Regions from separate parts of the Homo sapiens genome. Here regions 1, 2, 4, 5 and 6 are each linked to region 3. The links are chromatin contacts, found by Hi-C or POLR2A ChIA-PET in ENCODE. All regions are on one chromosome and are shown on one strand. The core of a region is the stretch at or near the end of the contact, and the rest is flanking DNA. Distances in the headings are between cores, read along the strand shown. Region 1 overlaps MAPKAP1 (MAPK associated protein 1). Region 2 overlaps MAPKAP1 (MAPK associated protein 1). Region 3 holds the start of NRON (non-coding repressor of NFAT). Region 4 overlaps MAPKAP1 (MAPK associated protein 1). Region 5 overlaps MAPKAP1 (MAPK associated protein 1). Region 6 holds the start of MAPKAP1 (MAPK associated protein 1).

What was found. A loop is a pair of places that touch in the nucleus more often than their neighbours do. ChIA-PET counts read pairs that join two places held with the same protein, here RNA polymerase II (POLR2A). Pooled maps may share reads with other maps.
Region 1: a pooled map shows a loop between it and region 3 (8-fold over the local background). The contact joins the enhancer-like site here to the promoter of NRON in region 3. A Hi-C loop is called at or near these places in 2 of 37 single-sample maps with no recorded cell type and 7 of 50 pooled maps.
Region 2: a loop to region 3 is called in a pooled map, with 8 times the contacts of the local background. The contact joins the enhancer-like site here to the promoter of NRON in region 3. A Hi-C loop is called at or near these places in 1 of 37 single-sample maps with no recorded cell type and 6 of 50 pooled maps.
Region 4: a pooled map shows a loop between it and region 3 (4-fold over the local background). The contact joins the enhancer-like site here to the promoter of NRON in region 3. A Hi-C loop is called at or near these places in 1 of 37 single-sample maps with no recorded cell type and 9 of 50 pooled maps. POLR2A ChIA-PET finds 5 or more read pairs at or near these places in 1 of 52 experiments (GM10248).
Region 5: a pooled map shows a loop between it and region 3 (4-fold over the local background). The contact joins the enhancer-like site here to the promoter of NRON in region 3. A Hi-C loop is called at or near these places in 8 of 50 pooled maps. POLR2A ChIA-PET finds 5 or more read pairs at or near these places in 2 of 52 experiments (BJ and GM10248).
Region 6: a loop to region 3 is called in a map of naive thymus-derived CD4-positive, alpha-beta T cell, with 6 times the contacts of the local background. The contact joins the promoter of MAPKAP1 here to the promoter of NRON in region 3. A Hi-C loop is called at or near these places in 1 of 168 maps with a recorded cell type or tissue (naive thymus-derived CD4-positive, alpha-beta T cell), 1 of 37 single-sample maps with no recorded cell type and 6 of 50 pooled maps.

Annotation. Positions count from the first base shown.
Region 1 is chr9:125,631,411-125,634,789 of GRCh38, forward strand. All of the region lies in intron 4 of MAPKAP1 (MAPK associated protein 1), which reads right to left. Among named protein-coding and RNA genes, the nearest start is that of MAPKAP1, 74 kb to the right of the region's middle. Within about 2 kb of position 1,326, at least 7 of the 41 ENCODE cell types and tissues checked have a DNase peak (open chromatin) inside an H3K27ac peak, as active enhancers do.
Region 2 is chr9:125,647,093-125,650,745 of GRCh38, forward strand. All of the region lies in intron 4 of MAPKAP1 (MAPK associated protein 1), which reads right to left. Among named protein-coding and RNA genes, the nearest start is that of MAPKAP1, 58 kb to the right of the region's middle. RefSeq lists enhancers at 2,173-3,372, 3,008-3,057, 3,068-3,337, 3,398-3,447, 3,488-3,653. Within about 2 kb of position 2,404, at least 14 of the 41 ENCODE cell types and tissues checked have a DNase peak (open chromatin) inside an H3K27ac peak, as active enhancers do.
Region 3 is chr9:126,409,072-126,412,462 of GRCh38, forward strand. NRON (non-coding repressor of NFAT) reads right to left here and starts at 1,433. Exons shown (of 1, transcript NR_045006.1): 1 at 1-1,433. All of the region lies in intron 6 of MVB12B (multivesicular body subunit 12B), which reads left to right.
Region 4 is chr9:125,527,780-125,531,549 of GRCh38, forward strand. All of the region lies in intron 7 of MAPKAP1 (MAPK associated protein 1), which reads right to left. Among named protein-coding and RNA genes, the nearest start is that of MAPKAP1, 180 kb to the right of the region's middle. RefSeq lists enhancers at 19-78, 129-178, 2,452-2,611. Within about 2 kb of position 2,417, at least 3 of the 41 ENCODE cell types and tissues checked have a DNase peak (open chromatin) inside an H3K27ac peak, as active enhancers do.
Region 5 is chr9:125,511,841-125,515,543 of GRCh38, forward strand. The region is part of intron 7 of MAPKAP1 (MAPK associated protein 1); the gene reads right to left. It also overlaps the pseudogene RN7SL30P. Among named protein-coding and RNA genes, the nearest start is that of MAPKAP1, 190 kb to the right of the region's middle. Within about 2 kb of position 1,856, at least 19 of the 41 ENCODE cell types and tissues checked have a DNase peak (open chromatin) inside an H3K27ac peak, as active enhancers do.
Region 6 is chr9:125,705,207-125,708,840 of GRCh38, forward strand. It overlaps MAPKAP1 (MAPK associated protein 1), which reads right to left and starts at 2,002. Exons shown (of 12, transcript NM_001006617.3): 1 at 1,765-2,002. RefSeq lists silencers at 1,706-1,935, 2,046-2,215 and enhancers at 1,924-2,218, 2,216-2,375.

The DNA of each region.
Region 1 (3,379 bases), core at 76-2,575, 780 kb before region 3:
TTTTCAGGCAATGTTCACATCTTCTCTGGATGGATTCTGTAAAGCCCAACTCATATGCCCCACCCGGTTCCTAGTCTCTACCACCTCCTTGTGGCACTTGTCTGAATAGACACTTATAGTTGTAAATGTCTGTTGTACAGAACTTACTATACCTCACCACACTAAATTCCCTACTTTTGCTAACCACAGCCATGGTGATTTATTCAGACGTAAGGATGTCAGTTTCCTGCTCCAAATACAACTAGCAGGAGCAAATCAAAACTCTTCTTGATCAAGCCTCGTCTCTCACCTCCTCTGCTCTCAGCCTCCACATTCCAGTCATACCCTACTACTTTCATTGCCCAGAATTTACCAGCATCTCTCACCTCAGATGTTTACACCAGCACTTCACCTACCTAGAAGCCTCCTGCCTAACCTCCTCCCATCCTTCAAGGCTTGGCTTAGGGGTCATCTAAGGAGTCTTCCCTGATATTCTCCCATGCGAAGCCCAGGCCAGGTGTCCTTCCTCTAAGAAACTCACCATACTAGGCCAGGCGTGGTGGCTCATGTCTGTAATCCCAGCACTTTGCAAGGCCGAGGCGGGCAGATCCCTTGAGGTAAGGAGTTCAAGACCAGCCTGGCCAACATGGTGAAACTCCATCTCTACTAAAAATACAAAAAAATTAGCCAGGCATGGTGGCACATGCCTGTAGTCCCAGCTACCTGGGAGGCTGAGGCAGAAGAATCACTTGAACCCAGGAGGAAGAGCCTGCAGTGAGCTGAGATCACGCCACTGCACTCCAGCCTGGGTGACAGAGCAAGACTCCGTCTCAAAGAAAAAAAAAAAAGAAGAAACTCACCATACTAAACTTTTCCTCTCATAGCATTTATTATGCTATATTATAATTGTCTGACTTCCCTACAAGATTACACATACCATTAAATTAGGGACTATCTCATTCACTATTGTATCCTCAGCATTAGTCAAGTCCCTGGCACATACAGGCACTCAAGAAATATTTGAGAAATGAATGCATGAGTTTTCCTTCTAACTACCTGGCTCTGCTGAATCATACTGAGGTTACAATTAACCATGACCCTAAACCTTTTCTTTCATGTGCTACTTGGTTAAACCTCATCTTCCTCTTCCCCTTTTCCACTGCCACCCCCATACACAAATGACTGCATCTTATGACTTAAGTGCAAGTATCATTTTGGTGTGTCAAGACCACTTTAGTCCCTGACTTTGTCACTGCACATGCCTGCTATTCTTCCCAGCCTTCTGCCTTCCACAAGTGTCATCAGCCTATCATCAATGTTCTCATTCAGGTCCCTGACAGCAATGAACACACAAGAGACCTACAGCTTGCCACGAAAGATAGCTCTCCAGTTTGACATAAATCCATTAATCACCACTCTGTGCCTCGTCTCTCAGCCAGGTGCAAAGTCCACCTGACCACAATGTGACTGGAGAATATCTCCAGCTTGCGTGCAAGAATACTATGCAAAAATTGATGCTTTACTGAAATTCAGAACAAAGAATTTTAACCACAGCCCTCTATCTAGCTAACAACCCTATCCAAGAAAGAAATGGGCTTGTTCTGCCCTGCTTGGTTCTGAGGAAACCCATGGTGGCTCCTAGCAATCACTACTTCCCTTTTTTGAATTTACAAGCCCTTTAGCTCTGCTAAGTGAGCTGTTGTAAATGCAAGACCGCTCAATCCCAAAGCTGAAAAGAGAAGTCTATGAAGTGTGAGTTGCTGAAGGAGACTTCATGAAAGAAGTGAGATTTAAGGAAGATTTCAATGCACAGCGCCAACAGAGCTTGGTAGAGGACACAGGGAGAGTAGCCAAATCTAAGTGTGAGTAACAGGGACAGCAAGGCTGATTGTGGATAACAAAGACAGCAAGTCAGAAAGCCTGGCCCAAGTATCACCTGGGACAAACAGGGACTAATAAAAAGCAAGTTCTTCCTGCTGGGCTGCCTCCTTGAGCCAAAAGGTCAACCACAGCTGGGCTTCTGCCTGAATTCTTATTTTAAATATAATAGAACACATATTAGATTAAGCTGAGACAGAAAGTAATCCTTACATAAAAGACAGTTGTCAGAATGGCCAATCTAGTTTCTCCTAAGCACTTTCTGATGACGAATCCACCACCAGGATTATGTGTAATGGGCAATTTTGATGCAAAGTACTATTTTGCAACATTGTCCCATTTCTCTTCCAGAAAAATGCAGAGGTAATTATGTACTCATAGTCAGTGTAGCAAATCAGTTAAATTAAACCTGTATTTCATCTAATTCATATAGAATATGAATAACATAACTAACTTTTCTAATTTCATACTCTAGTACTCTCAAGTAAATAAAAGGGGAAAAAAAGTAAAGTTTCTCCCCTACAAATAGAATCTGTCACTTCCTAGGATGTGCACTTTTCAGCTCATGCATCCTAAATGCATGTGGAGATATTATATGCACTTTCTATTTAGCAATTTAATTATATCTTTGCATTCAAAGAGTGGCAATGGTTTGCAGTAATAATCAGGTGAAAGCATTCTGACATTAATATGCTGGAATCCGATGTGTTAATTTGATGCAACTTTGCCTTGACAATATGTGATTAATTTGTTCTCAGGCTAGCCTTGCTCCCAGCTCTGACAGTTTAAAATGCTGGGTTTCTTTATCCATATCGCTATTTGACACGCCTTAGCCCACTGCTTTGCTAAGACCACTGTTAATTTGTAATGAACTTGCTTTTCAGGGGGGCTCCTTCATTTTTAATTCTGTCAGTGTCACCTCCTTGAGGAAAATTACAAGTTTCCGTAGGTGTGATTACTGCCAAGTGCTGCTGATAAGAGGTTTGAGAAAACAAGGCTTTATAAAGAAGTCTGTATTTAATCTGCTGAAACAGATTTATTGCCTCCAGACAGATAAATATAATACAAAGTTCTCTTATTTAAAAGTCATCCCTAAGTTCTCCCTTACCACAACCTCCTCCTAAACAAAAACACAGTTGCATTTCTAGGACTCAATAATGAGTCACTCAGGGAAAAGAGGTGAACGTGTAATAAATTTAGCAATAACAGCAATTCTTGTCATCAAATTAGACTTGTGGGGGAGTCTCATAAAACACATGAATACATTTTTCACAAGGTTTGGGGGAGGAAAAAATCCCACTGAAACAATTATAGTTTCACTTCCCTTCCAACTAGCAAAAATTTTACACAGCTTAACGAACCCATTTTCTGTGGGCAAACTGAGTACTGGTGAAGTTAGGTATGGATTAAATTTCTCCTTGGCATATGATCCAGACAATGCTTGATAAAGGGTTAGAGGGGAGATGGAAAGTCAAAGTCTCAAAACATAATGCTTAATATAAAACAGTAGAATAACAGTAGG
Region 2 (3,653 bases), core at 1,154-3,653, 760 kb before region 3:
AATTAAAATGAATTGTAGCTAAATGCACATATAACAAATCAATTTAATCTTTGGTTGCATAGCAGCATATTTTGCAAATTTCCTAAACTTACATGTATTTTGTAAAATTTCTTACATGTATCTTTGTCTAGGTGTTAAACTTCAGTTTAACAGAAAGTAAAGTGGAAATACTAATAAAACACAGCTCTTATGATACTGCCATGTAGTTGCAAGCCTCAAAGAATAATGACATTTGAAATTTATCACTGCCATTTTTAAAAACTTCCACATTTCTATGTGGAGAGTACCATTCTGGGCTTCATTATAAGAGTGACCAAAGCTGAATTCCCTGGCCTGTAGGAATACAACTGAAATTCGGACAACCACACCAAGGATAAGAAACTGGCTCAGATCCGAGCCGTAGACAGTATTCATCTACTATTCATCTATAGTGCCCATCACATTTGCTCTCTGGTTTGTTGTTCGTGGTTCTGTTCCTCTGCTCGGTCAGGTGCACCTAATGTCATGGACCACTGTCACAGTCCTCAGCACTGGGCACGATCATTCATGTAAAGTATAGTTTCTCCACTTGATGGCCATATGGCCGCTCTTGTCTTTTAAGTTCCCCAAGGGCAGTCAGCCCCATTTTATTTATCAGTGCACGGTGCAGAGCTGGTATGCAATAAATGTTTGAAATGAGCCAGTACAGTGTGGGTGCCTAGTAAATGATGTATTCGATGGATAGAGATGTGTGAACGAATCCACTCTGCACACCAGAAAAATCAATGGAAATAAACAAACATTTGTGAGGCACACACCAGTTACTACGTGTGAAAGCATTCCCCTTCCCCAGTCCCAATATCTTTTTTTTTTTTTTTTTTACATGTAAGGAAGTTAAGGCTAACAAGATGCAGTAACTTGCCCAATCCATATAACTGATAAAAAGATCTGAAGCAGTCCGTCAGGTTTCAAGTCCACTGCTAAAGGAAAAACTTTTGTTTTTAAATTTTAAAAAATTTCAAATGTTAACTGTTTTTGTTTTCGCCATAACAACGACTGCAAGAGTCTAGGAAAAAGAGCTGTGGTACTGGAATAGGAGAAAAAGGAGCTGAATACCAGCTCTGCCACACACTAGTGGGGAATCCTTGAGCACCTCACTTTCTCTCTCTCAGCCTGTTCCCTCACCTGGAGCTAATACTCCCTAGATCACTGTTCTGTTAGGATAATTAAGAGGAAAGTTCCAATGTATACACAAAAGATTAACTCTTCAAAAGTTGTAGTTTTCCCATCTGTACCCCCCTACATCTCACTGATGTCAATCACCTCCCTAATCACAAAACTCTGGAATCTTAAAGCCAAAAAGAATCCAAGAGGTCATCTAAGCCACATTCCTGATTCTAAACACGCAGAAATCAAGGCTCATAGATGAGAGATTACTTGTCCTACATCAGAGAGAAGGAACTGCATGGCCAGGACTAACACTCAAGTCTTCTGATTCCCTGTCAGTGTTCCTTCTAACACATGGCCTAGTAGTCCTGGAAATCAAGTTTCCATTTTGTATGAACCCCATTAATGAAAATAAAAATCTCAGCTGGGCACAGTGGTTCATACCTGTAATCCCAGCACTTTGGGAGGCCGAGGCAGGCGGATTACCTGGTCAGGAGTTGGAGACCAGCCTGACCAACATGGTGAAACCCCGCCTCTAGAAAGAATACAAAAATTAGCTGGGCGTGGTGGCACGCACCTGTAATCCCAGCTACTTGGGAGGCTGAGGTAGGAGAATCGCTTAAACCCGGGAGGCGGAGGTTGCAGTGAGCCAAGATCACACCACTGCACTCCAGCCTAGGCGACAGAGACTCTGACTCAAAAAAAAAAAGAAAAGAAAATAAGAAAATAAGAATCTCTGAGAATTAGAACACTTGGATTCTATGCCCAGCTAGGTGGAGCCTAGGCTGTCATTTGATTTCTCTGGATAGAGGTCTTCAAGATAGTAAAATCATGGCCTCATTCTTCGAGGGAGAAGACAATCTCTCTACTGCAAACCATGCAGAGCAAAGTACCCCAGGATGAGAAGGCTGAATGTAAAATGACACCATCCCTAGTCCCCTCCATACCTACAAGGATTGTCTCCTGGGCTAGACCTCAGTGCTCGATATTCATTCCAACCAGATTCCCTCTTCTAACCTGGTAATTAGTCAGGTAGTGAGAAGGTAGTACAACAACAGTAATCTCATTGTAACAAAAATACGTCCATGTTGTTTACCTCTTAGTCCCCTAACCTCCAACAATTACAATCAACACGTCTTAAATGACACCTGGCATCTGCCTCATTTAAAATTACTCTCTCGAAAATAAAAGAATAAAATTACCCTATCGTTTTCTCCTCTGAATGGCCTGGTGAGTCAGGCTGGGCATCTGAGTGCACATCCCTGTCATCTGAGAGGAAGTGACTGATGGGAGAGGAAGTGTCTGGAAGGTGACTAACGTCTGAAGGCAATTCCTTGGCCAGTTTCAAGGCTGGCTGACAAGCGAGAACAAAAAAGAGGCTTTTTGCTCCACTCTCACCTCAAAAAGCACTGCCTCAGATTCCCCAAACACAAACCAGACAATAGGATATACCCCACCTCCCAAAAAGATGTACAGTGTCTTCAAGGACATGGTAACAGTCTATGATCTGTAGTCAGCAGGTCCAAAACAGCTGCCAATGGGTGACAGAAACTCCGTCTCAAAAAAAAAAAAAAAAAAAGAAAAGAAGAAAATAAGAATCTTTGAGAATTAGAACACCTGGATTCTATGCCCAGCTAGGTGACCCTGGGCTGTCATTTGATTTCTCTGGAGAGATATCTTCAAGATAGTAAAATTATGGCCTCGTTCTTTGAGGGAGAAGCCCTCTTTCAGTGCTTCCTAACTCAGGGATGGTTTCATTATCCATCCAGCTCCACAAGCCGGACACGGACCAGGAAATCATCCTTCAAACCCCCTTCTAACCCTGTTCTCTGCATACATCATCAAATCCTACCACTTTTGCCTACTACTAAATATCTCTCGAATTCATTCACTCCATCTTCATTCTAACAAGCAAGCCCAAGTTACCACTCTCTCACCCAGAGCACTGCAAAAAATGTCTTGATTAGTTTCTCTATCCTCACAAACCCTTCTCAGGGATATACTCGGCAGCACAGCCCCAGGGGTCTTTTCAAAACAAATTTGATTACCTCACCTCCCCATTTAAATCCTTGTTCAAGGCTTCCCCGTGCCATGAGGTTAAAGAGAACACCTCTACCAATCATACCCGGTCTTCCCCCAGAGCTTCACTTTTCACCACGATCTACTTCACCCTAGGGCTCCAGTCACACAACTTTCTTTTGGTTCCTCAAAATTGCCAAATTCCCCTTGCCTCAGACCTTCTGTTCCTTTCTCCTCCCCCTTTTCTTAGCTAGTTCTTACTCACCCTTTAGCTCTCAGATCAAAAGATTTTAACCCAAGCCTGACAAACATGTTCTTTCCATGGCAAGAGTCTGCCTTCCTTTGAAAAGCCTTAAGCCAATGGTGAATTCTACCTCATGGAATTTTTAGAAGATGGCTCCACAACAAAGGAAGCCACCACAGACTGGCAAGGTTCACAGCTAACTGCAGAAATGAGGCCTAGACAGAGAGCTCAGGGTGGAAGAAGT
Region 3 (3,391 bases), core at 183-2,682:
TTCTGCTGAGCCCCTGGCCACAACGGCATCGTGACTTCCATTGTGGGGGGGGGCTCAGTAATGCATTTTGAACCCAAGAGTTAAATTTTAGAATGCTGATTGAAGAGGCCTGGGTTTTGGTTTTCCTTTGATTTAGCCACACGGTGCAGATGATCCAAAATACAGCCTTGAAAACATTTTTGTGGGCCTTTGCGTGTTCTCTTTGTCATCACTTTTGGTGAGTAACTCTGTGTGTGTGTGTGTGTGTGTGTGTGTGTGTGTGTGTGTGTGTGTGTCCCTTGGGCCTTCTTTACACCACTCACAGGCGGTGTTACTTTGAGTGAGTTTTATCACTCTCTGAGCCTGTTTCTTCCTCTGTGAAATGGGGATAGAAATGCCTCCTTTGCAGGATTTGTCATGAGAATTAAATTGGGGGGGGACACAGAAAGCACCACCCTGGTGCCCAGTGAGCACCCATGCATGCTGGCTTTCTGTCTGTGTCCAGGGTTCAATGCAGAACTTAGCCTAAGCATGAGCAGGGCATCCCCTTAGACCTTTCCTTTGCCACCACGTGGCTCCCGCCTGCTGCAGTTGCAACTCCAGTCACCAGCACCCCTCCAGCACCCCACAGCATCAGAGACTGGGCACAGGCAACCTCCCCTGCGGAGCTGGGACTAGAATGGCTGTGTTCACAGGTGAGCAGCTGGGAAGGGGTTAAGATAGTAATTGTGTAAGTCTTCCAGGCTTTCTCCCAGTTCTGCGATAATTTGATGAAGAACTTCACCCTAATTAAATATTCAAATTAGGAATAAGTGTCAATATGGCTTCCCATTGCCTGGAATGATGATTAATTGTATTCAAAACTCTAGTGGCCCACTGTAATCTAAACCTAACCGTTGTTCTTGATTATTTCTGCACCACACTTGCCATGTTTTTGTTTTAAGATTTAAACTAGTAATTGATTTGCCATATGCCGTCAAGCTGCACGTACTTTATGCATTTAGGAACTTGGGGAGTTTGGAATTGTGATTTCCTTCATCTTCCAGTGGCAGCTTTTTTTTCCCCTTGTCCAATGCACAGTGATTTGGTTTTGTGTGTGTGTGTGTGTGTGTGTGTGTGTGTGCACGCATGCACGCGCATGCATGCATGTGTGTATGTGTTGCCCATGAGGAAAACCCATTCTACAGTCAGCCTGGTAGGTTGGAGTTGCATTGGTCGTGGCAAATGGGCTTCCTGAATGGAAAATGAACAGGTCTGTGTTTGCACTTACTTTGTGCCCTGTGTCATCTCAGTAAAGCAACATGGCATGGTGGAAAGAGCATGAACGCACATCCTAGCCCAGCCATTTTCTTCAGCTGTGTGACTTTGGGTGAGTTACTTAACCTCTCTGAACCACTTTTCCCCCACATATAGGGTACTACTTCCCTTGCTGGGTTGTTTACATTAGAGATGTGTATGAACATGAGGAATGGTGCAAGTGCCCAGTGAGTAGTAACTGCCATAGTCCTAAATAATTACAGGAGTGAAAATTCCAGGAACAAAGCCTTCACGCGGGCCTCCCTGGAAAGCCCCTCCCAGCCATGCAAGTCAAATCCCATTTCCTACCTCTCTGACTCCCGGAGCCTCCGTTGCCCATCCTTGGCTTTGTGACATCTCTTGGGCCACTGTCTAGACTCTTGAATTACTATTTCATTGCTCGGGCCTCTTCTCCCCAGCCACAGTCTTTTCTTTTTGCAGGTGGGACCATGGCTCCCATGTCCCTGGATACCTCCCAGGGCCTAACAGAGTGCCTGGCCTGTAGTAGACTCTCAACAGATGTTTGTTATTTTGGTTATTTCTTTTTTTTTTTTTTTTTGAGATGGAGTCTTACTCTGTCACCCAGGCTGGAGTGCAATGGCGTGATCTCTGCTTACTGCAGCCTCCACCTCCCAGGTTCAAGCAATTCTCCTGCCTCAGCCTCCTGAGTAGCTGGGATTACAGGCACACGCCACCACGCCCGGCTAATTTTTATATTTTTTAGTAGAAACGGGGTTTCACCATGTTGTTCAGGCTGGTCTTGAACTCCTGACCTCGTGATCCACCCGCCTTGGCCTCCCAAAGTGCTGTGATTACAGGCATGAGCCACCACACCCAGTTATTTCTTTTTCATGCCACTGTTTTAAAATTGAAGCATATAACCATATTGTCCTTTATGGCCTATCTTTTGATATTCAGAGCTTTTACTTTGTGATATAGGAGATTTATGTTCGTGTTTCAGTTGACTTATGGATAAATTCCTAAAGGGGAAGATACACGTTTCATTTGGTTTCTTAAACTGTCTCGGTGCCAGGCAGTGCCTAGCACACAGTAGGAGCACAATAAAAAAAGTGCGCTGAGTCAGTCGCCACATCCTAATTATAGCGGCCTTGTGTGCCTGTTGATACTGGTCCAGCTCCCCTGGCATGGGCCTGTGTTCACTGGGTAATACTTGGAATTAAGTTTTAGGTCTGGGCATAGAAGGTTTATAAGATAGTGAATATAACTGTAGAGGAAATAGGTCTCTTTTAAGTTTTACAAAACCTTACTTGTCTTGGCTTGTGTCAATTACAAAACGAAACAAAAAAGAGACTCATCAGACCGTGACAAATGATAGTAAACTTTGCGCATGGTGGTTTCTCCCTGAGGTTGGCTCCAAAATCAATATGAAAAGAAAACCACAACTGAAAATATTTTAGAGCCTAGAGTGATTAAAATAACTGACTTTCTGTTTTAGCGGAAACAAGTTACAAGAAAGAATTACAATATCTCCTCACATCTCTGGGTCTTCACAGATCTCAATCGTAATTCAGAGCCTCACTTGGGAAACACAGGGGACTTGGAGCAGGAATCCTGGCTGTGAAGTCATTGAGGAGGATTCGAGTGTTAGTCAGGCCCTTCCAGCTGAAAATGATTCATTTTAATTACCTTCCAGGGTGATCCGATACCTGAGCATATGGTCTTTAAGAAATAAGGTTCCCCAAACTGTCAGCAAGTGTGGGCAATGGTCAGGGACCTCTTTCTGACACCATTGACCAGCCTTGGAGAGCGGGCGCTCTAGAAGGTGCTTATTAAAATGCCAGCAGGTGCAGCAAAGGTCCCCTTCTCTGTGACTCCCGCACCCTGCTTGTGCCAGGTGTTTTATAAGAGCCTTTTTCTTCATTAAATGGCATTCATTAAGCACGTCCTTACACCTGGCACAGAAGCTGTGCGTCACAGATGACTTCTTCCCAGTGGTGTTTGCAGGAATAATGTGGAATTTCATTTAGCCATTTGCTGTGTTCTTCTTCCCCTTCCTATCTTAACTTGATTTTTGTTGCTTTTCATATTTCTTCTGCTGCCCCCACAATCCATTCCTCTCCTTTGTACATGACCTCTGGTCTTTGTCCACCAGCAG
Region 4 (3,770 bases), core at 1,167-3,666, 880 kb before region 3:
CCAAGGACTCAGAAGAGATCCACATCATTACGGGAATCTGGGCGGCAACACTAATTTCAACGGATATGCATCGCCTTTCATTTTAAACACATTTACATTTTCATTTGATGATGTAATTCTCCAAGGGAGTTTAATCTCTGATAACCAAAGTACAGTGAATCCACTCCTAAACACAAAGTGGTGGCCTCAGGTGTGGGCTGGCTGAGAGACACGTGGCTACGAGCTGTGGACTGGTTTTCACTACATCTTAGTTCATTCCACAAATGTGCTAACCACCAACCCTGGGCCAGCTGCGGTGCTGGTAAACCATAAGGAACCTACCTCTCCAAAAGGAGCTTTCACTGTACTCAAGGAAAAGCGGGGGCTCTCATTCTCTTCTTTTGCAAGGTGCTTACCAGCAGCTGGCAAGATCAGTGTATTTGGAACTTACTGGGGACAGGGCCACAGTGCCTCTGCCACAAGCCTAAGTGGCTGAGGGATACTGATCTCTGGAGAGGATTAGTGTCCCTTCCCAGCTTCCATGGCTGGAACATGGCCTGTTTCCCTTGATGGCCACTGTTGATGGAGTCATTTACTGCTCATGAATTTACCCAGCCCTTTCTGCCCTGTCCACTTCTCCCTGCCTGCATCAAGGAGGGGTGCTGGTAGCCCAATTAGGAGATGCGTGGAAACGAGTGGAAAGAATGAAGTTATGCCTGAGCCTGGGAGCCAGAGAGACTCCCTCTAGGAGGGGAACTCCCAAACCTGAGGACTCAAGGAAGTCTTTTCAGTTAGAAAATGGAAGGACCGCCAGGCACAGTGGCTCACGCCTGTAATCCCAGCACTTTGGGAGGCCGAGGCAGGTGGATCACGAGGTCAGGAGTTCGAGACCAGCCTGGCCAAGATGGTGAAACCCCATCTCTACTAAAAATACAAAAATTAGCTGGGCGTGGTGGCACATGCCTGTGGCGCCAGCTACTTGGGAGGCTGAGGCAGGAGAATCGCCTGAACTCGGGAGGCGGAGGTTGCGGTGAGCTGAGATCATGCCATTGCACTCCAGCCTGGGTGATAAGAGTGAGACTCCGTCTCAAAAAAAAAAAAAAAAAAAAAAAAAAGGAAGGACTAGCAGGGCGCAGTGGCTCACGCCTGTGATCCCAGCACTTTGGGAGGCCAAGGCAGGTGGATCACTTGTGGTCAGGAGTTCGAGACCGGCCTGGCCAACATGGCGAAAACCCCTGTCTAAAAATACAACTAAAAATACAAAAATTAGCCGGGCGTGGTGGTGTGCACCTGTAATCCCAGCTACTCGGGAAGTTGAGGCAGGAGAATCCCTTGAACCTGGAAGGTGGAGGTTGCAGTGGGCCAAGGTTGCACCATTGCACTCCAGCCTGGGCAAAATGAGTGAAACTCTATCTCAGGAAAAAAAAAAAAAAAAAAAGAAAGAAAGAAAAAAGAAAAGAAAATGGAAGGACTAACAAAAGCCAGAGCAAGAATTCCTATCAAATGTGTTTTATTGCTTTGTTTATTAGCCATCTCCTCTATTAGAATGTTAGCTCTCTGAGTTCACCCAACTGTCACCCTTATATCCTTATTCACTACCTGAAATGTAGCCAAGACTCTACTGAAGGATAAGTTAGGTTTCAGACACACTGTACCTGAGAGATCTGCATGACCCTCAGGGATTCTTAGACTTCAGTTACACATTATCTTAATTCACACTGTTCTGCTATTAAAAGTAGTGTGCCAAAAAAAAAAAAGAAAAGAAAAAAAAAGGCGAAAAAAGAAAAGGAAAGCTTAAGTTTTGCTATGATTTGATATTTCTGTGATTATGTGGTGACAGTTTCCAGGAAGATTGAGGAGTTCCAATAGACCACCTTGTATCTTTTGCAGCACTTGGGCTTTAATCACATCTCACTGACTTTCTGTTTGAAAAATTGGTTCGATGACACAGTAGAATCTACACACCTAGCTGCCTGCCATACTGTGATTAGTAGCTAGGTAACCAGAGAGGTAGATGCTGATACGTCCTCTCCCCAGATCTGCCTTACGGTGCTAATCCAATGCCATTTTCCTGATTTTAAGTCTTCTTTGTCTCAGGACATTATTGTCATGTAAGGCAGAAAAAGAAATGCCCTTACTGACTAGCTATTTTTCTTCTTTTCTTTATAATGCACTTAAAGCTGTTGCAGATATGCGGCAGAAAGTGCCACTACTTATAATTTACTCAAAAAGAAAGAACTATGCAAAATTACTATTGGAGTTGTTTAAAATGCCTTTTACATTGCTTATGGGAGTAAAACAGCTCCAGTATCAGGCCTCTGTAAGCAGCAGAACAGGAGTTGGGTGGTTCAGGCCCTTGGTTTCCTGTGGTGGGGTAACTCTACTAAAGCAAGGGTTTTTTCATAGAAAGTAGCTAAAATCAGTCTTGGTAGAGAAGAATTTTCCTTACAGCTACTAATAGGATAAACACATCAAATGGCCTGACCGAAGAAAGAGGGACTTCTGCTTCCTCTGGTGCAGACTGAGACTCTTCATGGAGGCTGGAGAGATGTAATGGGCACATGCAACACTCTAATCCTGTCTGTAATTATAGAATCATTTTCATTTTCAAAATCACATGGATATTTAAGTATACTTCCTCTTTTAAATGTTTTCTGAGAAACAGCAACAGGGTCTGTGAGCTACTAAACTGTGAACACAAAGACTTTTAAAACTTACTTATAAATGTGTTTGTTACAGGCAATTACAGTTTGTTCACATTATTTCCAGAATCTTTGGCATAGGAAATTAAATTTGCAGACATAAGCTATCTGATAAATAAGGCTTGTGACCATTAATCCATCCCTATAGATATATGGTATGGTTCACTTATTAGTAAAAAAAATCATTTGAGTTGACTCTCTGGGTCTAGTTTTCTCCTTCTTCAAAATAAAGTGTGCTTCCAGCAGATTCTAATTCAAACACAATTCAAAGGCTCATTCTACCACAAGGTAAAAACTTTCTATAGACTTAATTCACTGGAAAACAAAAGGTGCAGGCAAAGGCCAAATCATATGGATAGAAAAGGAAGTAAACCAAAACCTAAAGAGAAAGCCAGGTTTTATGGCGTGCCTGGCATGATAGTGGCAATAGGGATGATGGCAGCTGATGTCCACTGAGCGCCTACTATGGACTAAGTGTTTTACATGCATTCAGTTAAGACAATAACCCTGCAAGATAGGTATTATTACCTCTATTTACAGAAAAGACAACTGAGGTCAGAAGGGGCTGATGACTTCCCTAACTTCACAGCTTGTAAAAGGGACAGGTGGCCTGGGGACTGGGGTTGGTTTGGTTCCAAAGCCCATGCTGTTTCCACTGAGTCTTGCTGCCACCCCCAGCTGAAGCAGGGACATTTGGTCTCTCTAGAGAGAAAGGCAACAGCTTCCACTGAGCCGTGGGCCCCGTAACCTTATCCAGTAGAAGGAAGCACCACAGTGTCTAGCAGTACAACCTTTGGCCATTTGGCTTTGAGTCCTTACTCCCCTACTAGCTGTGCGACCTCAGCAAGTCCTGCAACCTCTCTGAGCTTTAGTATTCTCACTTATAAAATGAACATGACAACTGATTCAAATAGTTGTTTTAAGGATTAAAGTGTAATGGAAAAAAGTATCTGGCAGATCACCTGGCCAAGTGTGAGTATTAGTAAGTGGTGATTATTATACCTGTAACTGTAAATGCAACTTAAAACCACAGATCAATGGGAGAAACTATGACCTCAAAGATGTTATTTAACAGACGAGCTAATAACA
Region 5 (3,703 bases), core at 606-3,105, 900 kb before region 3:
AGGAACACAAAAGGAAGATTCTGGGAAGCAGTTACTCTGCAGCGACGGGAAAACCTGCTTGGGCATTCCAATGATGTATTTATTGCAGTAATACCATGTCACCGAATGGCCTAGGAACAAAATATTGCTTTGGGCACTTTGGGAGGGTTCCAAGTTATAATACCCAGGCAGGATTTTTATGGGATTTTGTAAACCCGAGGCAAACATCTCAGCACATAAGTTTCAAAGAAAATCTGCAGAATCTGTTGGTTGGTGGCTACATGCTCAGAGCAGCTTCCTCGATCCCTTTAACCCCTAACTGAAACATAAAAGGTTTTAGCATGCAATTCTTTAACAGCTGCTAGCTAGCTGAAAGCTGAAATCCAATGGAAAGCAAGTGCCTGCCAAAGTCCGAAGAGAGGGAAGACACACTGTCGCCTCCATTGCTCTGTGTCTTCTTTCTAGAGACCCGTGGGAGAAACTTCTTTCAGATCCTGGTATCAGGAAAAGCTGTACTTCCCTGGAGCAAAGGGCTTGCTTTTGTATCTTTAGAAAGTTTAACATAAATCTTGTAACTAGCTCCTATCATGTCCCTTTCTCCTTTGCCCATCAGGAAGCTCAGCACTAAATGTTCGTGTGACTATGATGACCTGGACATGCATTTCTCTGCCAGCTCCTCCTCCTGGGGACTCGTAAACTTGTCGTTTAATCTTTATGTTTCTTTTCCTCTCACGTAGTTTATTGGTTCGTATGTATACATATTTTTTTTTTGTTTCTTTTGAGATGGAGTCTTGCTCTGTCGCCCAGGTTGGAGTGCAGTGGCGCAATCTCGGCTCACTGCAAGCTCCGCCTCCCGGGTTCACGCTATTCTCCTGCCTCAGCCTCCCAAGTAGCTGGGACTACAGGCGCCCGCCACCATGCCCGGCTAATTTTTTTGTATTTTTTAGTAGAGACGGGGTTTCACCATGTTAGCCAGGATGGTCTCGATCTCCTGACCTTGTGATCCACCTGTCTCGGCCTCCCAAAGTGCTAGGATTACAGGCGTGAGCCACTGTGCCCAGCCTCGTATGTATATTTTTTTAAGAGGTGGGGTCTCGCTATATTGCCCAGGCTGGAGTGCAGTGGCTGTTCACAGGTGCGATCCCATTACCGATCAGCACAGGCGTTTTGACCTGCACGTTTCCAACATGGGCCGGTTTACCCCTCCTTAGGCAACCTGGTGGTTACCCACTCCCGGGAGCTCACCATACTGATGCTGAACTTAGTGTGGACATCTGATCAGCATAGCGCTGATCTAGGCTGTAGCCCAGAAATCCTGGACTCAAGCAACCCTCCCATATCAGCCTCCTGAGGAGCTGGGACCACAGGTACACACCACTGCACTCAGTGGTTTGTGTATTTTAAAATCTATTATAATAATTCCAAATATTTTTGGGATCAAGGTAGGATATAAGTGAATTAACCTATCATCATCATTGCTGACCATAAGAACAAGTTTGAGAATCACCTGTGCAAGGAAAAATGACAGTCAAAAGCTGAACACTTTCATGGTTATGTCTTCATGTCAACTGTTTTCCATTCACCAATTTAAAGAGCTGCTTTAATCTGAAAGAGCTTCTGGTAGCCAGAAAAAAGCTAAGTGTGAGCAGTAAGAGGAAAGGCTAGACTTGAGCAGAACATCCCTGGTGTTTGTGCCATGAGAGGGAGTAACGCTGCCAGCTATGCATCCTTGGGAAGGAATTTAAACTCATCTGTAAAATAGGGATAACAGAGCTTCCCTCAGAAGGTTGCTGTGAGGATTAAATGAGACAATGCAGGACTTCCCTTAGCAAAGTGCTCGGTCAATGAGAGCTGCTATTATTGCAAATACAGACTGAAACAGAAACCACTGCAATAAGGTTTAGGTAGATCCCTAGCCTATGAGTCACAACAGGCTCACAGCCTTACCAGGGAGGGCACACCGGGGCAGGGAATGCTGGCATCAAAGCGAAAGTCTGTGCTCTTTCCCTCGTGTGTCCAAAGTAGGGGTGCAGGGTGCATATCTATTTAAACAAGCTTGCTTTTAAGCTGCAGACGGCATTTAAGATTAGAGACTTGCTCAGCAGCCAGGATTCCTACAGTTCCCTAGTCTCTCAGGTCCTACAAATATAGTCTAAAAATGACGAGTAAATGTCAGAACCCACAGAACAAACCACGGCAGCACAGATATCAAAGGACACGTGACGCTGGGTCTGAGCTCACATGTCCACCCCACACAGCCTTGGCTTCTTCCACAATGACCTTCCATGGTCCACGTGGGTTCCTCAGTGCCTCCTGGCTTCTGCACGTGCCATTCCCTCTTCCCTCTTCTTCACCTAGCTCTGAGTCCTGCTTCAAGACAACCTGGTTCAGATGTTTCCACCTCAGGGAAGGGGAGGGTGGAGCTACCTGTCCCCTTCTCTGTGCTCCCACACAGCGCCTTGTTCCTACCTTGGTAGGAACACTCATTGGGCTCTTCTATAATTTACCAGCTCAAGCTGCCTCGCTGCCTCCCCCAGCCTCGAGGCAGGGATGAGTAATCTCTGTGCTTGGTGCATTGTTGATGCTCAAAAAATATTCATTAGATGGATGTTTGGATGGTAGTGTAGCATCACATGTCCTTTGATATCTGTGCGATCATGGTTTGTTCTGTGGGTTCTGACATTTACTTGTCATTTTTAGTCAATATTTGTAGGACCTGAGAGACTGAGGAACTGTGAATCCTGGCTGCCGAGCAAGTCTCTAATCTTAAATGCTGCCTATAGCTTAAAAGCAAGCTTGTTCAAGGAGGAGCTGAGGCTGAGAAGCTTGGCCCAGATTGTTGGTCAAGATTTGGATTTTCTCTCATATGCAACAGGTGCTAACAGAGCAGGAAAGTGACACAATCAGCTTTATATTTTGGTGAGATTCTTCTGGTGGCACTGCTGACAATGGGCTGGAGACTTATGGCAGGAAGACCCATTCCAGGAGGATCGTGCCAAGCCTTGACTACTCTATGGCAGGGGCTGACTGAATCTGCGTTCCTCACTGAGCCAAAGCCACTACGCTGATGCCGTCCGTATCAGAGCTCGGACCCAACATCAGCTATGCTAAAATGTCTGCATTTAGTGTCAGCTCCATCGCTTATAACTCTTCCTCCAGAGGCAACTATAATCATTTTCTGCTTGATCTTAATATAAGCACTGAACTATATTCAAGTGACAACCGCTGTAGCTTATACCCCCTCTGAGGCTCAGATTGGATAGTTTGGAATTTAAATAATAAAAAAGGAACAAGCTGACATGACAATAAGGTCACACTTTAGCCTCTTCTGAGCCAATACACCATTTGCTCTCTGTGAAACAGCTGAATATAATCAAATTAAATACAATTCCTATTACAAAAGAAGAAAGACCAAGGCTGTTCCAATAAACCAATTCTCCTGCCTAGTTAAACTGCAAAACCTTCAGGAAAGGTTTTGAAAGCATGACCCATCAGTTCTAATTTTTAAAACTTATCCTTTCAGTCAACACTAGAAAAAGGCCCATTCCAACTTTTATCTTTGCTACAAAGTGCTGTTATCTTGGCTTGATGTCAGGAGCTCTATCTCTCTTTCTGCTGACAAGCAGAGACGAGAAAGATAAGATTGGAAACGAATCTCACTTCTCTGAGTAAATAAATAATCAATACTCATCTAAATGTAAATGAGAAGGTAGCCCCCTCTGAT
Region 6 (3,634 bases), core at 752-3,251, 700 kb before region 3:
AAAAAGGCAAGACATGTAATGGAAAAAGCACAGATTTAGGCATCAGACAGACCTGGGTTTGAATCCTGGCTCTGTCTCCTACCAGCTGTGTAATTTATTATGGGTCTTCCTAATCTGTAAATTGAGGTTAAAATGATTAAACAATAGAAACCCCTATATAATACCCAAATACTCAAAGTTTAGTTTACCTCAAATTATGAAGCATTACCTGGCCACATCCCATCCCTCAAAGGTGAATAACCCATTCCCCTCCCGCACCTACCACTGTCACAAGAACTCTCACACAATGTACTTATCACGGTGTTAGAATTATTCATTTCCCTTATCTCTCTTTCACTAAATTGAGCTCCCTGGCAGCAAAGACTGAATCTTATATTTATCTCTAATTGCCTAGCATGGTACCTGGCATATATATACATATCCATATTCAGTAAACATTTGCTAAGTTAAATAATTGTAGATAAAAATGAGCGCTTATAGAATTCTAGAGGAAAAATCATTTCCAGGTGGGGTTGTCCTGAATTGGTTGGGTGAGGCCAACTCAGCTGAGCCGTGGGAAGCGTCTCAATAGACTGAAAGAGAAAAGGGGAAACCTAGGCAAGGTAGGGAGAATGTTCTACAAAAATCAATGGAATAGGAAAGAACAAAAATGATTAGAGATCCTACTTATTCAGAGTAATGGATCAGGATGGGGTAATTAAAGAAGGAGACCTTTTCAAGCATAACTGGAAAGGTAACCAGGAGCCAGATTAGGAGATGTAAGGGGGTGTAAGTGCAGTCTGGGACACACAGTAGTTGAAGGTAGGCATGAGCACACAGATGAATGGGAAAGGGCTACCAGCATGCCCCAAATCCCGCAGGTGTGTAAACTGAAAAACATGAAAACAATTATTGCTTCATCAAGAACTCTTTCCGTGTTTACTAGGTACCTTGTGTGGGCTCATAAAATATAAGGAATAAAACCCATATCTAGGCTTCTGCTCAAGTGGGTTTTAACATTACGGATCCACCTCTCCTGCTTGTCAGAGAATGAGAACGCTGCTTTTTTTAAACCAATGGGTCTCCATTTGACTCTTCACACCTGGGAAAGTTTTGAACTTTGCCGATTTGGGTTTATAACAACATGGTGCTTTGTACAGTGCCAGGTACTGTGGTGGGCTTCCAAAGTGACTTTCATTCATTCAAAAGGAAGTTTTAACCAATTTCTGAGTCAATTTGGGGGTCTCTGGTTAAAGTCATAATCTTGTTTACGCTACAATCTCTTTTTCCCAGCCTTAAACAAATCTAAATGACTCCTTGCCACTCCCATAAACAAAGAATGAATCAAAGTTCCAGCAGCACTGTAGCTAGAAAAAAGTCTGTAAGGCTGTTAACCTCTTTAAGGGGGAGGGGGAGAAGGGACGCAAGGAAACAAGGACCACACAGTCAATGCTTGAAAACCTTGATTTTCACATTATGAAGACCAGGGCACCTAGATATTGCCAAGTGCAGGCCCAGAAACTGCCGGAGTCAACTACACCCCCCACCCCCACACTACCAGGTCAGCTGGCTTCTTTTCCCCTAAACCACACACCCGCCTCAGACTCCTGACAGCCTCCAGTTCTGGAAATGGCCAGGAAACGAACGCGCCCGGGCCACCTGAACAAGGGCCCGGCAGGCGGCCCGCCGGGCAGCGCTGAAACTGGAGGGGTGAGAGGGCCGCCAGGTGGGCAAGCTGGTGGGCTGACGGACGGGCGGGGAGCTGGCGGCTGGGGCAACCTTTACCTGAAGCTGCTTCCACACTACGGGCCGGGTCGGCCCCGGGACACGTTCCTGAGGGGAGGGCCCGGCTCCCCCACGCCTCCCGGCCCCTGCCCCGAGCTCTGCACTCTCGGGATCCACGGGGACCGGCGCTCCTCCCGGCCCGCTCAGCTGCCGCTTCCCGGGTTAGCCCTCATGCCCCTGCTGCTCGCCGCCGCCGGCCGGCCGAGCAGCAGCCCTATTACCCCGAGCCGCACACGACCCGGAACCACACCCCGGCGTTCCGGAAGTCCCCGACCGGGAAGGAGCCTCTGGCTGGGGACGTAGTGCGCAAGCCCCAGAGCTGAAAGCAAGGAGCGGTAGCTTCCCGCGGGGCGGGGCCGGGAGGGAGGCCGGGCGCATGCGCGCCGCTTCTCCAGTGCAGGGAAAGGCCTGGGTCGGAGACTGAGTTCTGGCAAGATGCGCCAGTGCCTGGACTTGCCTTGAGCAGGAATCAGTGTTAGGCTTCTCCATCGAATCTTCTTTCTCCCCATTTCCACGGAGAAAAGCCCTTAGTTCGTCCAGAAATGAGTGATGAGGCAGCTCAGCCTCTCTGAGAAAGACCTGGGTTCAAATGCCAGCTCTTATAACTTGCTGTGTGTCCTAGGATGTGACACTTCTCTCTGAGCCTCGGGTTTTCCCATCCAGGGCAATAGTTTCAACTTTAGAGTATATTGCTGTGGGAATCGAATGGGATGATGCTTGAAAAACACCCAGCATAGTGCCTGACACATAGTAAACATGCAGTCAATGTTAGTTATTTCTCTTATTATAATATCTGTAATATGGAGGTGACAATAATCTTCCTCAAGCCCTGCTGGGAGGTTTCCAGGAGATGTAGGAGGACTGGCACAGGGCAGAAGTTCAGTGTGTCTCATGCTGCTCCCTTCCTCTCTCACGGAGGAAATCAGTAGAGAAAGCCACGATGAAGGGGGAAAAAGGATTCAGGGAGTGCAGTGAGAGTGGTTCTCCCACCTGAAAGATGCTTGGGGAAGTCTCTCAAAAACGCACCTTAGCAAAAGAAAAAACTCAAGGTTGAATTTCAGCCCTGAGGGACCCCTGCCCAATTTTAAACTTATTAATAAATATGCCATGGGGCCAGGCACGGTGGCTCACACCTGTAATCCCAGCACTTTGGGAGGCCGAGGAGGGCAGATCACTTGAGATCAGGAGTTCGAGACCAGCCTGGCCAACATGGTGAAACCCTGTCTCTACTAAAAATACAAAAATTAGTCTGGCGTGGTGGTGTGCACCTGTAGTCCCAGCTACTCAGGAGACTGAGGCAGGAGAATGGCTTGAACCCGGGAGGCAGAGGTTGCAGTGACCCAAGATCAGGCCACTGCACTCCAGCCTGGGTGACAGAGACTCTGTCTCAAAACAAAAAAACAAAAAACACGGTGGGTCTACCCATGTATTTCAAATATGGTCATCCATCACTTAATGATGAGGACACAAGAAATGCATCGTTAGCTGATTTTGTGGTTGTGTAAACATCATAGACTGTACTTACACAATGTCAGAGCCTACTACACACCTAGGCTGTTTGGTATTAGCCTATTGCTTCTAGGCTGCACACCTGTACAGCATGTTACTGTACCATATACTGTAGGCAATTCTAACACAATGGTATTTGTGTATCTAAACATCTCTAAATGCAGAAAAGGTACAATTAAAAGACCATGTTATAATCTTAGGGGACCACCATCATATGCACTCTGTCATTGACCAAAACATCCTCATTCCACGCATGACCATATGTGATTGATCTCTTACTACATCCCATTACTTTATGTAATTGGTATCTTACCACATATCTATACTGGGGGAATAGTGCACCTCAGCACCCAGACACACT